Linked DNA regions of Homo sapiens: region 2 is linked to region 1. Evidence: chromatin loops called from intact Hi-C (ENCODE). Cell type or tissue: natural killer cell. All regions are shown on one strand. Each heading gives the region's core, and the rest is flanking DNA. Links, peaks and the distances in the headings are about the cores only.

Region 1 (10,679 bases), core at 869-8,868:
CTCCCCATCTCAAGATCCTAGTCACATCTGCAAGATCTCTTTTACCCTATTCACAGGCTCTGGGGATTAGCACGTGCATATCTTCAGGAGCCATCATTCAGCCTACCACAGATACTACTGCCCCTTTTGGTGAGACAAAAATTCCCTGTTCATTGAGGGACTGAACATCCATCCCTAGAGCCTACTCACCAAATGCCAAATAGGAATCTCCCTCTCACTACCTCAATGATGTTAACAACCCAAATCACTGTCATATATTTTCAAATGCCACCACCCCACGGACATAGTGCCATCCTAATTAACTAGTTAAGTGGTACAGCTGGGAGGTAACTAGGTCATTTGATGCCGATACCCTTTCCATTATGTCCCACTGTATTGTTGTTTGTGGTTTTCTAGTAAAGTGTTGCTATAATAAGATGATTGCAACCATTTGTGCTAAGCACTTTAGCATCATTTAATCCACGTTGACTGAAAGGACACTTGTAAGTCAACTGGTTTGAGTTCTATATCCTCTTCCCTTTCCACAGAACGCCTTCTATGCAAATGATTAGCATGTGTTCCTTCACTTCTTAGGAAAAGGAGTCTAGCTGGCTCACTTATAATCTAAATGTTTCATCTATATAAAATTACTACTGTGTGAATTTCTGTTTTCTAAGATCCTAGAAAAAGTATTGGCAAGGGCTACTTCCACCCTTCCATTCTCCAGAAACCTATTTTTTATACCTTGTCTCCATCTGAGTACAAATGTTCTTGATTCAAAAATATCTAGTGCAGGGACTGAAGGTGTGAATTCTAGTCAGCTTGATATGCAAGGAAATAAATTAGTACTTCACAAAGTGTCAATGTGTCTGCAGAGATTATTCTGATGAATATCGATTTAAAGGTTCTCTAAACAAAATGCTCCTGCTACTGATGATGATAATGATGATCACTGGACAAACATGGGCAACAAAATTTTAGAGCTTCCCGAAACTGGCAGAAATTATGAAGAAAATTCCCAATATAGGCTATTTCCAGCTTATCAAATTAAGGAATAATTCGTGTTGCTTGATATTTTTATTCTAATTTGCTCTGAGATCATTTAGATTCACATAAAGCCACAAATCACTTAGAAACAAAACTGCAGGTATAAATTAAGATAACCATAGCTAAATATCTGAAGAAAATTAGCCAAAGATGGAAATAAATGAGGTTTACCTAGTAAGAGAAATGTGGCTGGGTGTGGTGGCTCATGCTTGTAATCCCAGCATTTGGGGAGGCTGAGGCAGGAGGATTGCTCAAGCCCAGGAGTTCAAGACCAGCCTGGGCAACATGCCTGTAATCCCAGCACTTTGGGAGGCCGAGGCAGGAGGATTGCTTGAGCCCAGGAGTTCAAGACCAGCCTGGGCAACATGGTGAGACTCCATCTCTATAAAAATAGAAAATATTAGTGGGGTGTTGTGGGCACAGTCCTGTAGTCCCAGCTACTTGGGAGGCTGAGGTGGGGAGGATCACTTGAGCCCAGGAGTTTGAGGCTGCAGTGGGCCGACATCACACCACCGCTACTCCAGCCTGGGTGACAGAGTCAGACCCTGTCTTAAAAAAAAAAAAAAAAAAACGGGCTGTCATTAGATAGCTTATTACATTGGTAAAACTTTTGCCTTTTGAGATATTCAGAGACAAGCAGGGATAATGTGACATTCTGTACCTGTGCAGCTTTTACCACATGTAGATGATGTAAATCTTTCTCTTCTATAGACTATTATGTGGCTGTTTACTTACCTGGTCATTTCTTCCACCTACTTAATGTTCAACATCCAGACCTGATCTGCCACAATCTCTTTCTGACAGGTACGGCTATAGTTTTTCTCTTGTAGAGGTGGCCCATTTGAGTTTGTTTTGACTTTAATATCTATGTTTGGGTGAAAGGAGTTTCTTCTATTTGCTGATCTACTGTTTTTTTTTTTTTTGCCAGGAAATAATGAAATGATTGATATGCTACCTCATTGCCCTTTACAGTCATTGTCAGGGTCCCTGGTATTGGATTGTTGTTCTGGAAAGCTCTATAGAGCACTGCTCAGCCAGTCGTCTTTATTACAGCTTCTGCAGAACACTTGCTTAGACTGTGAGAAGATGGCTGCGTTGCACTGCGCGCTCTACTGCGGTCAAGGTGCGCAGTTCCTGGAAGCCCAGGTGAGAAGATAGCTCATGTTTTAAAATGGGCAGATAGACGACACTGAACATATTTATTTTGTGGTTGAAAATGGTCAGGAGTTATTTTTATTTAGTAACAATTAATTGAGGTGTGTGGCCTTGCTGCTGACATCGTCATCTTTTGCGCTGCTTTTTTATGGATCCCTACCAGGTCTCACACTCAGGGTGTTTCTGTTCTTTTGGGTACCCCCTTTTCCATATTGGGAATAAAAGTTTAGCTATGTCAGTAATATTTCAATGAAGAGCTCAGTAAATAATGCGTTTCTTAAATATCTACTTTTTCTCCTGGTCTGTATTTGATCTATAATTATCAAAAGGACTAAAATCTGGTGGCAGATATTTATTACATTTGTAATAAAAATAGCTTACATTTGTATTTCACATTAGAGTTTATTAAGTACTTCCACGTGCATTCTGTGTTATTTTACAGCTATCCTGTGAAGTCAGAAAAATCTCTTTATCAGATGTGGTTAAGATCAAAGAGTGGCTGGTTAACTACAAAAAAAAAAAAAAAGACATTAGACGTTTTATTTTAACCTGAAACATAACAATGTACATTATTCACCCATGTTTTGACTCAAGCCTTTCTTTGTGCATCTGCTAATTGAAGTTCAACATCATTTTTCATGCATAAAAGCACTAGTAATGAGTTACCTCTAACTTCCTGTTACTTTTTAAAAATTTTTATTTCTAAGGATATAGTAATTTAAAGACCCTTACAAAGCAAGCTGTGTATACCAGGCATTTTTTACCCAATCTTTTTTAGTTGTTTCCCCTAAACCTAATTTTCTAGTGTTTTAGAGACATGCCTTTGACTCTTTACAAAGCATTCAACTTTTACTGACCCAATGACACTCTCTGCATCCACATTTTACTTGTCGATAGTAATATCGTATTACCTAATTTTGAAAATAAGTACAATAACATAAATCGGTTTTGAATTAAACAGCTTACTGGTAGGAGCAGAAGTGCAAGTGTGCACCATGGTTAGGCGTGCCTTATAATATCTGTCAGTGCTGAGATGGAAAACATTCCTCTAGCAGGTGAGGATGATTATGGAGATGAGCGAGTTGATGGTATAGCAGGGATTATCCCTCCCTCAGGAGGCAGTACAGTGATGCTCACAAAGGTTAACTGGTGTGTCCGTATTCACACCCAGGACCCAGCTGGAATTCACACCCAGCTCTGCTGCCCTCAAGCCTAGTGGTTTTGTTTTTCTTTTTTTCCTGTATCCCACGGCTCTTTCCACTGGTGCTTTGCTATAACATGACCTATTCTTGCACAAACGTTAGGTTGAGGAACGTTTATTTGGTTTCCAGCCAAGGAGATTTATTAAAAAGATGTATAAAAAGGATCTCACTTATAAAATACCGTTTTACCTACCCAGAATTGCATTATGTATCTTGAAGATAGTATAGAAGTGAGTATATTCTTAGGCAATTCTAAAATAGGTATAGAATGCAAAAGATTCATGTATATTTGTACTTCTTTGGTAGTGGAGGCAGAGAGCAGATTTAAATACCAACAGAGTTCTGTCTGACTTTTTAAAGATTATTCAGTGGATTTCTGAGAATGTCTCTGCCTGCCATTCATTTGACCTCATTCAGGAATTTATAATTGGTAAGTGTTGCTGATGTTGCAGCTTAAGTTGAATACTTGACCTTTTTGCTTGAGGGAAAGCAGTAAATTGATAGTGAATGCCTCAACCTGTCCAAATGCTACTTTGGAGCACATTAAAAAAAAAAAACAAAACTCTATCGGAGTCAGCAGCTAATTAAATTTCATTCTCTTGTGGTTTTCTAAGAAACTATGGCTGTACAGAGATTGATGAGATACAAGATAGGATCTTGATTCTATAACCTTATTAGTGATTTTTTTTTCCAGTAAGATGTAACTTTCTTAGCCCAGTTTTGTGTTGGCTGGTTTCGTATGAAATGATATAATGTCATTTGGGTAGATATGGTACTAAGTTATTCTTCTCATTGTAAAAAGCAGAACCTGAACATTTTAGTCAGTAGATAAAATCATGATGGTTACCGTTTTGAGGATGAGGGATAAGACAATGAAAACTTTGTTGGTTTGCGTGTTTTGGTTGCATTACAATGCTGTCATCATCTTATTAAACCACATCTTTTTTCCCCCTGTTTCAAAAAAAATCTACTCAGCTTCTTCATACTGGAGTGTATATTCAGAGACAAGTAACATGGACAAACTATTGCCACATTCCTCAGTGCTCACTTGGAATACAGTAAGTTAACACTGTGTATGCTGTATGCAAATAAAATCAATTCACAGTTGTGGGTCAGTTGTTGGACACCTCTCTTATAGCCATCAAGGTCGTGATTTCACTACTGTTTTGACTGATAAAGAACTCAGTTGAATTTTTTTTGGCAGAAAAGTAATAGCAAATCCCTGCTATTGGCCAAAAGTATTTGTATAAAAACAGTAAAACCAAAGGAGCAGGTACACAGGGTATTTATTATTCTTCCTATTACCAGGCAGAACTAAACCTCTATCATGGTATTTTTATTTTCTAAGTGACTAGAGTGGATTAAAATATGTACTGAGTTTTTATAAGTGAGGAATGGGTGGATTGCTGCTATCATACTTGGTAGATAAGGACCTTCACGACCCCTTTTTCCAGCCCCATTAAAAAGTCTGTAATAACTCTAGAGCTTCAGGATCAGTAAAAGTCAGCAATCTTAGGCACATTCACCCCAAATGACTTTTTCTCCCTGTCGGTTCTGACTCCCTCCTTTTAAATTAGGATGTGCTGAGCTAAAACACTGCTCATTTTCTCTTGAATATGGTACAGTAGACAGAGCTTTGCTGGCCCAGCAAGTGAAAACCGTACATAGGCTGTGCCTGAAAAAGTTCTGCCTCATGTTTCTTATTTAGATATTAGAACTACATGCTTGCTTTTGAGGCAGAAGTTTATATCAAAAAGGTACTTAGAAAAATAAATTGAATTTAAATAACACAGTCATAGGAAAATATGTACTAGAGTAAATGGTGACACTTTATGTTTAGACCCTGTCTAAATATAGTCCTTAAAAAAGATGTATCAAGTGTGTTTGATTAATTTCTAAATTTTTGGTATGCACAGTGGCAGTGCTTTCCTAAAGGCCTTTTCTTTGTCTTTTACTGTCGTGGTTATTAGACTTTTATGCCCCACCTTAGAATTTAAGGGAAAGAAAGGCCTGAACTTGTTCCCTCTCTAGGCACCCACGTTTTTCTTTTGGAACACATGTGAATAGACATGCAGACCCTGTGGTCACATGGCAGGAAGTCTGCAGGTTACACCACCCCAGAGTCAGGAAATGCACATCTCCGCTCCCTCCCTTACCAACCCCCTGCTGTTATGTCCTGTGTTCAAAGTGTCCAGGAGGCAGCTGGGACCACTGGTTCCCAGGGTTGTGTTAAAAGACTGAGCCACATGTTAATTGGATGTGGTGTGAGAATATCACCCTGAGGGTAACGCTTCCCTTTTGCACTTCTCAAGATTGTGCAGGGTGGAGCAGCTATTGTGGACACGCACAGGGTGACATCAGGAAGTCCAAGAAGAGCGATATAAAGAAACCTGTGGTTATAACCTCCCTGTACTGAACTAATCTTGGGGTTTGCCATGTTGCTTTAAACTTCTTGTGGTTGGACTAGGTTACCTTAAAGGTCTCTTCTAATCTTGAAAATCTATCAGTCTATGCTTATCATTAGCTGTGATGCAAATCATTTATTTTTCTCTTATCTGCAAATGTTCTTAATGCTACAACCTTAATAAAAAGTTTCCACAGGCGAAAACATGGATTTCACATTTTTGTAGGAGACAACTGACTTGGATTTTTTAAGATAATAGAAAATGTGATGCCCTTACACATAGATAATCCTGAATTATGTTTTGCAAACAACTATACCTCTTTTAAAATGCTATTTATAACCAAAACTGTAATGAAATTTTAATTTTTTTTGAGGTATCCTCTGTAGTGATAAATGAAGCACACAATAGATTCTTATCACGGCTTTCAACTGTCACATTGAAGAACTTAGTTGTTTGCATGTTCTGAAAACTTATTTCTCTGTCCCCATGATACCCTTTTTTACAGGAATATTCTATATCAGTAAAATCTCGGTCATTTAAATTATAGACAAATATCAATTTTTATTTCTACATTACATCTCCTAAAATATTTTCTTATATACTTATCTACTTTTTTTTAAGGAAATGAAAGCTGATTTGACCAGATGAGAGGCTAATTACATAATTAACATACAGATACACTTTTCAAAATAATAGTGAATAAAAGGCAATCTTGAAAGTTTATCCTTTTATTAAATTTCTGTTTTAACACTCACTAGTTAGCAGAATGCTATCATTTGCCCTTCTTGAAATGAATTGTTCACCTTTCAGATTTGCCATGATGATAGCACTGCAGAAACTCTTTTTTTTCTTTGGAGACGGAGTCTTGCTCTGTCGTCCAGTCTGGAGTGCAATGGTGCAGTCTCAGCTCACTGCAACCTCCATCTCCCAGGTTCAAGTGATTGTCCTGCCTCAGCCTCCTGAGTAGCTGGAAATACAGGCGCCTGCCACCATGGCTGGCTAATTTTTTTTTTTTTTTTTTTTTAGTAGAGCGGGGTTTCACCATGTTGGCCAGGTCGGTCTCAAACTCTTGATCTAAAGTGATCTGCCAGCCTTGGCCTCCCAAAGTTCTGGGATTACAGGCGCGAGCCACTGCACCTGGCTGCTGCAGAAACTTTTTTTTTTTTTTTAATTATTATACTTTAAGTTTTAGGGTACATGTGCACAATGTGCAGGTTAGTTACATATGTATACATGTGCCATGCTGGTGTGCTGCACCCATTAACTCGTCATTTAGCATTAGGTATATCTCCTAATGCTATCCCTCCCCCCTCCCCCCACCCCACAACAGTCCCCAGAGTGTGATGTTCCCCTTCCTGTGTCCGTGTGTTCTCATTGTTCAGTTCCCATCTATGAGTGAGAACATGCAGTGTTTGGTTTTTTGTCCTTGCGATAGTTTACTGAGAATGATGATTTCCAATTTCATCCATGTCCCTACAAAGGACATGAACTCATCATTTTTTATGGCTGCATAGTATTCCATGGTGTTGTATATGTGCCACATTTTCTTAATCCAGTCTATCATTGTTGGACATTTGGGTTGGTTCCAAGTCTTTGCTATTGTGAATAATGCCGCAATAAACATACGTGTGCATGTGTCTTTATAGCAGCATGATTTATAGTCCTTTGGGTATGGGGGGCTCCTACCTCTGAAATTACAGAGGACAATGAGGTACAGAAAAATTACCCAGTCAAGTCATGCAAGAATCCTGTTAGTCTTGATTCCTTCTAGTGAGGTAGGGGCCAACTATAATACATTTAAGTGAAAGAAGAGAGAGGAAGGAGTATTGATAATGAAACATTTCCCCTTTATCGTTACATTTGGTGCAAACATAATTTGCCTCATTCGTTCTTTAATAGAAATGTATAAAAATACCCTATTTGCTCTCTATTTCTTTGTAATAGTCTTTTCCTTTACTTTAGAGACCCTGTCACCTATTATAATTGTGACTTTAAAGAATGTGTCCTTTCCTGAGGCAAGAGATAGGCTATATTCACTGTTATTTATGCCCTCCAAGGTTTATTTAAAGTAGAGGTTAGAAGCTGGAAGCTGCCCTCAGCTTCTGTCTGTGCAGAAAACACTCCCTGAAAGCTTGAGCTAGTGGTAGTTCATACACTGAGCAGCTGTGTGTGTGTGTTTTTCCCCACTATAGGAAATTCCTGGAATAACTCTTGTGACAGAAGACATTGCATTGCCTCTTATGAAGGTAGGTCCCTTACAGCAAGAAACAAAAGTACAGATACATGACTAAAGCTCTGCTGCCTGAGTATTATGGTGGTTCCAAAAGGGATTGCAAATTGGCAGGGGAGGGGAGGGCAAGGCAGTAGGGTGGGTTTTCTGGAGAATCCTTCCTACATGGGTGAGTGATCACTGAGTATGGTATTATGGCAATTCTCAGGAATGCTCTTTGAAGGAAGTTTCCTGAAGATAGGAGAGAATTACGGTGCTCAACTTAAACCTTCCAGAACCAGCACTTGCCACTGTACCTCAGAACAGGCTGTACTGGGGGAGGTCTTGTAGATGATCTTTAGAGAGGCTGGTAGCTGCTTTTACTTTATTTGCACTATTACTCCCTCAAAATGAGCTTGCGCACGTGCACGTGCACACACACACACACACAGAATTTCCAGTCTTAAAACCATTAAGTAATGTGGGCTAGGATTATCTAATTTCCTTCTGGTTGTAAAAACAGCTTTTTTGTTTCTCAGGAGTGATCTGTATTGGCCCACTATGTGGTCTTCATCAACCTCTGAACATTAAGCTGTAGCTGTTAGTGTCTTTCTGCAACCTGGTGGCTTCACAATAGTTTTGGAGTACCATAGGAGAATGGGGTGGAGTGAGTAGAAAAGGATATGTATGTAGTTAAAACTAGGGGGAGTGTTTTAGCACAGTTTCCTTGAAGCTCCTTTGTTGTTTTTGGCATTTAGCATTGCCTCCTGTTAATCATAGCTTGAGGTAGACTGGGAAATCTCAACTTCTGGCAGCAGGGAGCTCAGGGTGCTGACGCCTTTTATTTCCATTTGATTCTTTTGTATCTGTGAAGGGCAGGCCGGGCCTGGACAGCTGGGGGAAGGCTGTGGCATTTTAGGTCACAGTGATTCACTGGGGGCAAGAGAGGGTAGATCGGGGGCCAGGTTAGTGGTTCTAGGTTTTGGTCCTAAGAAGAATCCCTTAAAAATAGACTGATGATCTGTGTTTCCAGGCAAAAGCATGGGACTACTGTGAAGTCCTACTAACATATGAAGATGAAGAGAAAAGAAAGGTTTTATTAATAGTTTAAAAGGTGTTTTAAAAGATTCCACCCATTCATTTTATTTATTGTTTATTGTTTCTGCCTTTTCTACTAGTCTTACCAAATCCATAATGTGTTTTTATTTATTTATTTTTAGAGATGGGGTCTCTCTTTGTTGCCCAGGCTGGAGTGCAGTGGCATGATCATAGCTCACTATAATCTCTAATTCCTGGGCTCAAGCAATCCTCCCGTCTCAGCCTCCTGAGTGGTTGGTACTACAGTCATGAGCCACCATACCCATCCAGTTTCTTATTTTTTCTTATTTTTTTTTTTTTTTGTAGAGATGGGGTCTTGCTATGTTGCCAGGATGATCTCAATCTACTGGCCTCAAGTCATCCTCCTGCCTTAGCCTCTTAGAGTGCTAGGATTATAGGTGTGAACCACCATGATGGACCATAATTTTTTAATGGACAACAAACCAGTGAAGAAAAATTTTGAAAGAAATATCATCCATAATTCTACAGTTCCTAATGTACCAACTGTCTCTTCTCCCCCATTTCCTCTTGGCCTTTGTTATAGGTATGCATATTTTACCCAGTAGTAATTGTGATCTACAGATATTAGATAAATTTTAGAAATTATGTTATTGTAAACATTTTTTCATGTTGCTATGTAAACTTATAATTTCTAATGACTCCATAGGATTCCACTGGATGGCAGTGTCTTTTTCTTTTTATTATTTTAAATTAGTAAGTGTGTGAGGAAAAACTCTGTCCAAACTGTGTTTTCCCTCTCTCTCACACTGCAACAATAATCATCAACACAGAAAAACACTTCTGTTACCAAATGTGTGGGAATTCTTCATGTACCAAGCAGCAGACACCAGCTGGGTGTCCTTTAATTCAGTTCTGACACTATCTACCTAGAGACAGTGTCAGATCCCACAGGTTGGGGGACATAGTCCCCAAGACTACCCTCCACACCCCCAGATAACAGGTGCAAGTCCAGACCTCTGGAACTTCTGACCAACTGTCTTTAAGTTGGGGTTCCCACGGTACCTCTTTAGGTTTGATTAATTTGCTGGGGTGGCTCACAGAACTCAGGGAAACATGTTTACTGGCCTATTATAAAGGATATTGCAAAGGAAACAGATGAAGAGACGCATAGAGTGGGGTATGGGGGAAGGGACGTGGAGCTTCCATGCCCTCTTTCGATTCACCACCCTCCAGGAACCTCCACCTGTTCAGCTATGGGGAAACTTCCCCAACCCAGTCTTCTGGGATTTTTATGGAAGCATTCCTTCCCTCCAGGGTATGAGGCAGGACCCTCTTAGGGGAGGGTCTTAAGATCTGCAATCAGAAAGGCAGGGGGGTGGGGCGGGGGGTGGTGGTGGGGAGTGGTGGAGGGGAGAGTCATGCCTTAGGGCAGGTGAAAGGAAGGCAGGAGAGAGAGTTTCCCGAGACTAGTCCTGGTCCCGAAGCCTAAAATACCCGATATTATAACATCAGGCTGTAACAAAGGCTATGGGCATTGTGAACCAGGAGTGGGTGGATGAAAATTAATACATACAAAACACCACAATAAGTATGTCATACTTTTTTTTTTTTCTTTTTTTGAGG
Region 2 (10,679 bases), core at 1,521-9,520, 210 kb before region 1:
CAATTTATCTGCCTGAAATTGCAAAGCAGTTTGTCAAATTTGAGTGTGCTTCAGAATCACCTGGAGGGCCACATTGCTGGGCCTCATCCCAGTAGTTTCTGATTCAGTAGGTCTGAGGTGGTAATTGCCTGATAATTTGTCTTTTTAAAAGTTGCTAAGATTCTACTTTAAAAAAAATCCCATGATAATCATTTTTCTGTGTCTTTGTGTATGCTTTTTCTTTGCTTGTTGGTGGTCTCCCCACTTGCACACCTCCAAAGCTTACTTATCTTTTAATTTTAAGCCCTAGCTCCTACAGAGTTTCTGATGCCCTTCCTCCAGACATAATCTTCCCCTCTGAATTGTTTTACCTTTATATGTACTTTTAGAACACTTACATTTCTTACTCTTATGATAAATATATAAAGAGAATACATCTAATTTGCCCTGTTAAACAATAAACTCTGTGGGTACAAAATTACCACCAGATTAAGATCTGATTTGGCCTAGAGCAGGTTTTTTTTTTTTTTTAACACATCAACATTAATGTCTAAATAGTTCCTGAATAGAAGTAGCACCAAAGTTCATTTAAACTCTATGAAACAGAATTATCTACACATATAATTTCATTTTAACTTCCCGACCACTATTCTATTGTCTCTGATGAAGCTATTACTAAGAAAGAAACAAAAAAATTCTGTATTATTGAGAAACATAATATACTAAGAAACCTTATTCATAGACTGTATGAGAATAGCACTAAACATTAATAAAATAATTCATTTATTATATAATTTAATTATTTCATATAATCCTAAAGCAAGAAAGAATTTTTAATCATTTACTGTATTAACTGGGCAAAAATATAGCTAAATGATGTCCGTATTAAGTTATAGGTACCCACCACACCCTTTATCGTGTGACTTTTTAAAAAAAAGCTAAGAAAACAAACAAATCCTTTAAGAAAGCATTTGCAATTAAGTCTACCCTAAAGATCTTTATTGAGACAGGGACTCACTCTGTTGCCCAGGCTGGAATGCAGTGGTGCAATCACAGCTCACTGCAGTCTTAAACTCCTGGGCTCAGGTGATTCTCCCACCTCAGCGTCCCTTAGCGAGTAGCTGGGACTATAGGCACGCACCGCCACGCCTGGCTAATTGTATTTTTTGTAGAGATGGGGTTTCGCCACGTTGTCCAGGCTGGTCTCGAACTCCTGGACTGAAGCCATCTGCCCACCTTAGCCTCCCAAAGTGATGGGATTACAGCCATAAGCCACTGCACCAGCCTACCCCAGAAGTCTTTAAAAAGTCACATAAATGAATTCCAAAAATAACTGCACTCCTTTATTACTGTTCTAAAAAGTCAAGTCTGACCATTTTACTCCCACATTTAAAAACTCTCCTATGTGTCTATCACCTCTAACATAAACTACCAAATCTTTAATTATAAGATATGTTGAATGTTGCCTGTCCAATTTTCTAGCCTCTTTTTATAATGCTCTTATTAGAGTTTGATGCTTTAGTCATATAGAATTACTCACCACCACTATGACTAGCAGTAACCCTCCATTTCTTAAATATCAAAGTTGCACAATTTTTGCTCTTACTGGTGAGTAGGGCTCTGGCTAAAGTGTTATTTCCTTTTTGAAGGCTTTCTTGAACCTTCCCTCCTTTACTGCTCCTCAGCCTTCTGCAATGAGTCCATAACACATTGTTCTATTGCCACTTGTGAAAAGTATTTCTTAAGTATTTCAGTACTTGTCTGTCTCGTCCACTAATCTATAAAACTGAAGGCAGAGATTAGACTATCTTACTGGACTTTATAGACCAATAGCTAATGCAAAGCAAAACTCTCATTACAAATTGAAGAATTATTTACTGAGCCTTCTCAGACAAGTCAGAGAAACATTTTTAATACTTAGAATTTTTGATACAAACAAAATTCGAGTTTAATATTCACTTTGCTTTAAACAATTTCCTAAAACACTAAATTTGTATTCCCCTAATCCTAAATCAATAAATGGATTCTCAAAAGCCTCCAAAATCACATGCAATGTGACTTTAAGATACCCACTTGTGTGTCAAGATTCAAGTTCTTAAAAGAGTGGAACAGTTCATTGTTCATCTAAGCTCCTGAGAATGTTTAAAGTTTGTTAAATCTCTCCAGAGTCAAAGAGCTGTCTATTGGCCTGTCCACTGGATGTGTAATGGGCATCACAAACATGCCCAAATAGCACCACCATTCAACAGCAGTTCAAGCCAAAAACCACCACCATTCAACAGTAGTTCAAGCCAAAAACCTAACACTCATCCTTGATTTGTTCCTTTATCTCGCTCTTCTCCCCATCAGCAAATCTTGTTAGCAAAAATATAGCTAATTGTCTTCATATTCACTGAAGAGACTTTGAAGTGAAAATACATTTAGACAGACAAGCGTTAAATTAATTTGTTGGCTGGATTTTAAATCAGCACAATTAAGAAAACAATAAATTAACACAAAAAGAAACAGCACTAAAATGGAAATTAAGCTAACTGAAATTCCTTTCGGAATAAGATGGGATATATAGAAATTAAGTATCAAAGCTGAAGCTCTCTCATGCTCTGTTATTAGACCACACACCACTGCCTCAAATTCCTCAATGTTATAACACTTAAAACACAGTACGAGTTTCAGCTGGGTGCGGTGGCTCATGCCTCTAATCCCAGCACTTTGGGAGGCCAAGGCTGGTAGATCACGAAGTCAGGAGATCGAGACCATCCTGGCCAACATGGTGAAACCCCATCTCTACTAAAAATACAAAAATTAGCTGGGCATGGTGGCGCATGCCTGTAATCCAAGCTACTCGGAAGGCTGAGGTAGGAGAATCACTTAAACCAGTAAGGCGGAGGTTGCAGTGAGCTGAGATCGTGCCACTGCACTCCAGCCTGGCACAAGGGCGAGATTCCGTCTCAAAAAAAAAAAAAAAAAAAAAAAAAAAAAACACGACAACAAAAAACAACAACAAAACACAGTATGAGTTTCATAAGGCACAACTTTTAGTAAATATGCATATAAGAATATACAAATATTAAAACTATACTTTGTATAGTAAATAAAAATGGAAATTACTTTAAGCTTAAGAGTTATACTGTGGCAAAATATTAAGGCTACCTAACCCATAAAATCATACTCCTTTTACCTAATTGCTCCGGAAAATTTCTGAGGCAATTACTGGAGAATTCATCTGAATTTTAAACGGTAGCAGGTTTGGGACATAGTTCACATTCAATAACCATTGTTAAATAAATAAATTCATCTGGCTTTATATTTGAAAATTTTAACTGTCCTCAGTAAGAAAAACCACACCATCTTAATAGTATTAATTTAACCCTACAAACTGCATGATAACCAAACCAAAATTTCTTAAAACCCCAAATATAAATTAATAGCAGCATACAGTAAAATTAGAGTACCAGCCAAAGTAACACTATACTATCTCAAAGTAACACTGTATTATCACTATTTTATCTCTAACTTTACAAACATACTTACATAAAAATATGTATATGGGCTGGGCACGGTGGCTTGTGCCTGTAATCCCAGCACTTTAGGAGGCCAAGGTGGGCAGATCACTTGAGGTCAGGAGCTCAAGACCAGCCTGGCCAACATGGTGAAACCCAATCTCTACCAAAAAATACAAAAATTAGCCAAGCCTCGTGGTGTGTGCCCGTAGTCCCAGCTACTCAGGAGGCTGAGGTTGCAGTGAGCCGAGATCACACCACTGCACTCCAGCCTGGGCGACAGAGCTCCATCTCAAAAAAAAAGAAAAAATGCACATCACTAACGATAATGGTTATAAGCAGCTAAAATAACCAAAGGGTCTTTCAACTATACAACTGCAATGTCTACCTTTAGTTGCAAAATATGCAACTCTGCCTATCAAAATTCATCTTCCTATCTTTGCTCACTGTTCACCCACTGCTGCCTAACAGACTAATTCTCTCCCTTTTTTTTCAGAAATGCATGGCTATGCCTCCTCATTTGAAGCCAACTCAGGATTGATAATAAAGAAAGTAACTTTGAAGTAAACAGGGCCAGTCTTATGAGTCTTGGAGTAATAAAATGATTCTGTGCTTTGCTCATGTCAAAATGTATGCTTCACTTATTCCCCTAATTGTCTGCCAAGAAACTCCCTGCTTTTTACTAGCCCAATACAGAAATCATCTTCATGAAATTTTTCCTGATAGTAGTACTGGCATACAGGCCCATCATCCACTTCCTCATCTCTATCTACTTTATATACACCTCTTATCTAGAACATATCCCAGTGTACAGTAATTATTTAGATATGCACATATGCCATCCCTGATAGAACACGAATTCCCTGATTTAGACCGTATCTTCTATTAGTAATAGCTACTATCAGCATAATCCCATAACAAATAGTAGGGAGTAAATAAACTGTTAGGTCTTCTATGTAAATCAGAATTGACCAGTATACTTAAGAATATATTGCTTACACTTCATTTCTACTTCACAATAGGGCAGCTTTAAGTCAGAGAAGCTGGGGTTCAATTCCTAGGTTTCATCAATTACTAGCGAAGGAGATCTCTCCAATATAGCTAGATAATCTTCCCTGAATGCATGTAGTAATAGTCCTTGATTTTGAGAATGTTTTTAAATAAAACCTTGTACTACAGACTTCATGTTTTAAAATAATAAATATGGCAAATCATAAACTAAATGAAAAAATGTAATAAAAAAACAAGGCTGTTCTTTTTTTTTTTTTGCATAGCCTAGACAATAAGCAAATGATTTTTTTCTTCTCTCCTGTCCCTTCGTGAGAAAATACAAACTTATAATGCAAGTTTACCCTTTCCCTATCCTGAAAGTATATTTTTATGGAAATAAAAGTAGAATACCACTTGAACTAGGAGGACAATAAAATTTTGTCATATACATTAATTTTATTGAAATGAAGATATCTAATACAATAAATGGAAAGTGTTCCAGGTTTGATTATTTTTGTTTCAACTCACAAGGCCCTCACTTTCTTTTACCCATTTCCTCATCATCCATTATCTAATGTCCCTGTATATATTTAACTTAGCAATCGCTGGTTCCACTGATGTTCCGCCAATCCCAATTTCAAATACTTTGTCCCTATAGTAAATCACCCTAAAATTCCAAAATCTAGATATTAAAACTATGGCTCCCGACTATGTCTTCCTTCATCTGGTTATGCATCCTGATTCTGATTTAAGAAAACACAATCATTATAGTCCCACTTAGTCTTCATAGGGGCACACTCTGCCAAACCCAGACTCCCAAAGTATTACAAAGCAATCCATCACTAATCTCATTATCTCATAGTATATAATAAAAACATACAGCAGGCCGGAAGCAGTGGCTCACTCCTGTAATCCCAGCACTTTGGGGCCGAGGTGGGTGGATCACCTGAGGTTGGGAGTTTGAGACCAGCTTGGCCAAGGTGGTGAAACCCCATCTCTACTAAAAAATACAAAAATTAGCTGGGCGTGGTGGCATGCGCCTGTAATGCCAGCTACTCGGGAGGCTGGGGCAGGAGAATCGCTTGAACCCAGGAGGCAGAGGTTGCAGTGAGCCGAGACTGCACCACTGCACTCCAGCCTGGGCAACAGAGTGAGACTCTGTCTCAAAAAATAAATAAATACACTTTGGTAGGCCGAGGCGGGCAGATCATGAGGTCAGGAGACCGAGACCATCCTGGCTAACACGGTGAAACCCCGTCTCTACTAAAAATACAAAAATTAGTTGGGCGTGGTGATGGGCACTTGTAGTCCCAGCTACTTGGGAGGCTGAGGCAGGAGAATGGCATGAACCCAGGAGGCGGAGCTTGCAGTGAGCCGAGATCGTGCCACTGCATTCCAGCCTGGGCGACAGAGCAAGACTCTGTCTCAAAAATAAATAAATAAATAAATAAAATTAATTAATTAATTAATTAATTAAAAACATACAGTAAAATTGAGAATATTAAGTTCTAGTATTAACATATTAAGCCACAATTACATCAATTCTCTTTACCTCCGATTACAAATATAAAACAAAGACTCCCAAATTAGTAGCAGAGATTCAGAATTCACACTTCTCTCTGCAAAAACAAATATAGCACAGGAAGAGTCACTTGTGTAGTTTAAGAGACCTCAATACTTATTGACCGCTATATGGAAAAAAGTTATTTTTGCAAGGCCGGAGACTGCCACAGTGCTGTGGTCAGCTGACCAAACTTTCTAAAGAGAAACTACACTTCCTGGTGAACCACTAACTCCTACACCCTCTGAAAATTTCATTTTTCCCTTTATTACCCTACTAAAATTACTTTTAGCAAGTCACCAATAATCTCCAACAGGCATCAAAATCTTAATAGCTTCAATTCCTATGAAGTATTTCATATAGATGATTCAACAGACACAATTTTACATCCCTGTATGACTTAGCAATCCACTCGAACCATTGTGATGGCTACTATCAAAAAACCAAAATAGGCTGGGCACAGTGGCTCATAACTATAACCCAAGCACTTTGGGAGGCCAAGGCAGGAGGATCGCTTGTGCCACTTGAGGAGTTCAAGACCAGTCTGGGCAACACAGCAAAACCTCAACTCTATAAAAAACAAAAAACAAAAAACAAAACAAAACAAGCCAGAATAACAGGTATTGGCAAGGATATGGAGAAACTGGAACCCTTGTGCTCTGTTGTGAAATGTAAAATGATACAGTTACTATAGGAAACAGTACGGTGGTTCCTCAAAAAGTAAAAGTAGAATTATCATATCATTCAGCAATTCCATTTTTGGGTATATACCCCAAAGAACGGAAAGCAGGGTCTCGAACAGATATTTGTACAACCATGTTCACAGCAGGAGCATTCACAATAGCCAAAAGGTGGAAGCAACCTAAGTGTCATGCTATGGGCAAATAGATAAACAAAATGTAGTATATACATACAATGCAGTATTTTTCAACCCTTTAAAAAGGAAGATTTTGACACATACTACAACATGGATGAACCCTGAGGACATTATGCTAACTGAAATACACCAGTCACAAAAAGACAATATTTTATAATCCTAATTATATGAGGCACCTAGAATTGTCAAATCCATACAGACAGAAAGTGTAATAGAATGGTGCTACAGGTTGGAGGAAGGAGGAGAATGAGTTTGGAATAAAGAGGGTGGTTTAATGGGAACAGAGTTTTAGCTTTCTAAGATGAGAAGAGTTCTAGAGATTGGTTATACAACAATGTGAATGTACTTAACGCTATTGAACTGTACATTTAAAAATGGCTTAGATGATAGGTTTTCATGTTACATGTATTTTACCACAATTAAAAAAAATTTTTTAAGGGAAAGAAACCCTTAGTAGTTGTTTGTACAGAATTAAATGTCCTATCCAGTATCAAAAAGAACAGCTAGTTGCAGGCAAGCGCCATTAAAGTGTCTCAGATTACCAGGTCACATAATATTCATACAACATTAGAAAGTTCTGACCTATTCATGAATTAACTGTTATGATATTCCCAAAAAATATTTTTAAGTTTGCTGACATACTGGATTCAGAGATTTATAATAAAAAGAACTTCCTCTTCAAACTCAATTATCACTTTTATGACGACGACTGGCTTCACATTAACTCCACCTAACCTATCCTATGCCCAGGGACTGTTTTAGGTGCTAGTGATAAGAGATGAACAGGACAAAATCCCTGCTCTAATGAGGCATATATTCCAAAAACATGTCCTAGTCATATAGTACTTGTCATTCTTGCCTTTAATATCCATCATGTTTACACATTTTATCCCATCACTACCAATGCCGCCATCACCCAAGATTATAATTCACTGCCTCACAGATAATAACCTATTTCTTTTTCTTCCCCCACAGAGCCTAGTGTCTTCCAAATACACATTCAACAAAGCAGGGCAAGTCTGCTAGACGTAATAGACATTGATAACCCATTCGGAACATCACATAGTCAGTGAATTGGCACCCTATTTTCACATTTAGTTCAGTAAGTTTATGTAATATGATTTATAAAACTAGAGAGCAAAACTTAAAATGCTATTTGAAATTTAACATCTGTGGTTTAGCATCCTATTGACATATGAAGGTAATAAAAACTGGAAGTGTAATTTAAAATAATTTACCTAAAGTAGTATCTCCTTGTCCTAAATAACATACCTAAAGACACTCACTTTTTGATTCACTTCTTTATTATATCACCTACAATGTTACCAAGGAAAGCTTTCACTGTTTTACCATCAAGGGAAAATGTGCACAATAAAGGGGTTAGATAATACACACATGTAAAAAACTCAGCATATCAACTGATCCAACATATCACTGAATATAACCATACTCAGAGCTATAATTTATCACAGCTAAAAGATACAAAGTAAAAGCAGCAAAGAAAAAGGCACAAGAGGCAAAGTCCAGAAGAAACTAGGCACAAGCTTTCAAAAATCCTCTTCTAATGAAATTACACACGATCCTCTAATTCCTGCAGAAATAAGTTGTGACAACATGTGTGAAACGTTGTCCACAAGGGAAGCGCATTAGAAATAAAGTGCCCAAGGCTTTTATTGGAGGCTGGTTACACAGGCACTCTGCCTAAGAATATACCAAAATTCCAGACTCCCAGAAAAAAAGTAGATGTTCAACATAAACCATATTATTTTTTATTTTTGTTTTTCAGAGAGAGAGTCTTGTTCTGCTACCCATGCTGGAGTGCAGTGGCATGATTAAGGCTCACTGCAACTTTGAACTACTGGACTCAAGTTATCTGCCTGCCTCAGCTTCCCAAAGTAGCTAAGACTACACAGGTGCACACCATGACATCTGGCTAATTTTTAAAAATGTTTTGTAGAGATGAGGTCTTACTATGTGGCCCAAGCTGGCCTCAAGGAATCCTCCTGCCTCGGCCTCCCAAAGCACTGAGATTACACAATTGAGCCACTGGGCCCAGCTCATAAACCACATTGTTTGTACAGTTTGGGCACAGTGAACCACTCTTATCAGGGGATAATGGAAATTCTCCCAAAAGTCTAAGTTCCCAGACACCAGCCAAGGGATAACATTGTAAGCAGGCCTTTCTAAGGATAGTAGTCTTAGGCCTGCTATGTTACTCTTTTCTGCATACAGGTATAAAATGAAAAAGCCAAACTCTCTCCCCTCCACATCTGTTTCCTTTTAGGTAACCAGTTATGCAAAGTCTCCTTACTAATAGCTATTTTAGGTTGTTTCACAAAAATTGTTGCATACTTGGACATACTATTTTATGCACATATGCAAGTATTTTTACGGAAAGATCCCTAAAGTTGACATGCTGGATCAAAGAGTATGTACATTTATCAATTCTATTAGAAGTGGCCAAACTGCCTTCCAAAACAGGCTTCACCAGTTTACCCTCCCCTTAATGGACCTAGAAACACTAGTTTTCTATATCCTTACCATTTTCTTTTTCTTTCTTTTTTCTTTTTCTTTTTTTTTTTTTTTTTGAGATGGAGTCTTGCTCTATTGCCCAGGCTGGAGTGCAGTGGCGTGATCTTGGCTGACTGCAACCTCCACCTCATGGGTTCAAGCGATTCTCCTGCCTCAGCCTCCCGAATAGCTGGGATTACACGCGCCCACCACCAGGCCCAGCTAATTTTTCTATTTTTAGTAGAGATGGGGTTTCGCCATGTTGGCCAGGCTGGTCTCGAACTTCTGAGCTCACGTGATCTGCCCGCCTCAGCCTCCCAAAGTGCTAGAATTACAGGTGTGAGCCACCACGCCCGGCCGCTATTCTCAATTTCTGAATTATTACGAATTTTTGAGTTTTTATCAAATTTGGTAGCTACTCCCCCAACAGTTAATGATGATTAACTTCAATTTTTCTGATTATTGGAGAGGTTGATTATTTTTTTCCTGTGTTCAGCACTTATTTGCATTTGTCTTCTGGTAATTATCATACCATACGCCCATGTTTCTACTGAAATGTTCTTTTAATTGATATATAGAAGCTCATCTTAAAAATCCTTTCTATAAAGCCTTGTATGACCCTTCTAACAGTATGTGACTTTTTCCTTTTAAGAGTCCTAATTGCACAGTGTGAATGTATCTAATGCCACAGAACTGTACACTTAAATGATAAATGTTTTGTATTAATACATTTTATCACAATAAAAAAATGCAAAAAAAAATCTGTCACTCAATCTTAAGAGCAAGTAAAAAGCTAAACAAACTGAAAAATCAACAACTTTTCTTAGATCTGTAAGAGAAGTTAAGTCACAGGTCAAACAGCTGCCCCCAAACTGGAGAGACAGAAGGTGAATACGGAGAATCACGAGTAATCAGAGCAGAAACACTCACACAGCAAACTTCCATAAGAAACCTGAACTGTAATTGATGAACTGCTAGAGGCTCAGTGTGAACAACTATGAGGGTTAAAATCTCCAGGGGAGGCTGGATGCAGTGGCTCATACTTGTAATCCAAGTACTCTGGGAGGTGGAAGCGGGAGGACCTCTTGAGCCCAGGGGTTCGAGACCAGCCTAGGCAAACACAGTGAGACCCCACCTCTACAAAAAATTTAAAAATAGATAAGTGTGGTTGCATACATCTGTAGTCCCAGCTACTAGGGAGGCTGAGGTGGGAGGATCACATGAGGCCACGAGGTTGAGGCTGCAGTGTGCCAAGGCTGTG

The links. Peaks named below come from ENCODE experiments on the same cell type or tissue, not always from the same donor. Only the 100,000 strongest peaks of a DNase experiment are listed, where the experiment ranks them.
Region 2: a loop joins it to region 1, with 5 times the contacts of the local background. A loop is called at or near these places in 2 of 110 quality-filtered maps.

The regions. Positions count from the first base shown.
Region 1 is chr7:77,346,706-77,357,384 of GRCh38, reverse strand. It overlaps GSAP (gamma-secretase activating protein), which reads left to right. Exons shown (of 31, transcript NM_017439.4): 15 at 1,738-1,830; 16 at 1,955-2,172; 17 at 3,744-3,813; 18 at 4,359-4,441; 19 at 7,981-8,034. Among named protein-coding and RNA genes, the nearest start is that of GSAP, 64 kb to the left of the region's middle. RefSeq lists an enhancer at 8,778-9,352. In natural killer cell, for the core only: no CTCF peak of the experiment used is centred there; DNase peaks (open chromatin) are centred at 2,674, 4,284, 5,054 and 5,634; H3K27ac peaks cover 6,705 bases.
Region 2 is chr7:77,557,027-77,567,705 of GRCh38, reverse strand. The region is part of intron 1 of PTPN12 (protein tyrosine phosphatase non-receptor type 12); the gene reads right to left. Among named protein-coding and RNA genes, the nearest start is that of PTPN12, 25 kb to the right of the region's middle. In natural killer cell, for the core only: no CTCF peak of the experiment used is centred there; no DNase peak of the experiment used is centred there; H3K27ac peaks cover 5,333 bases.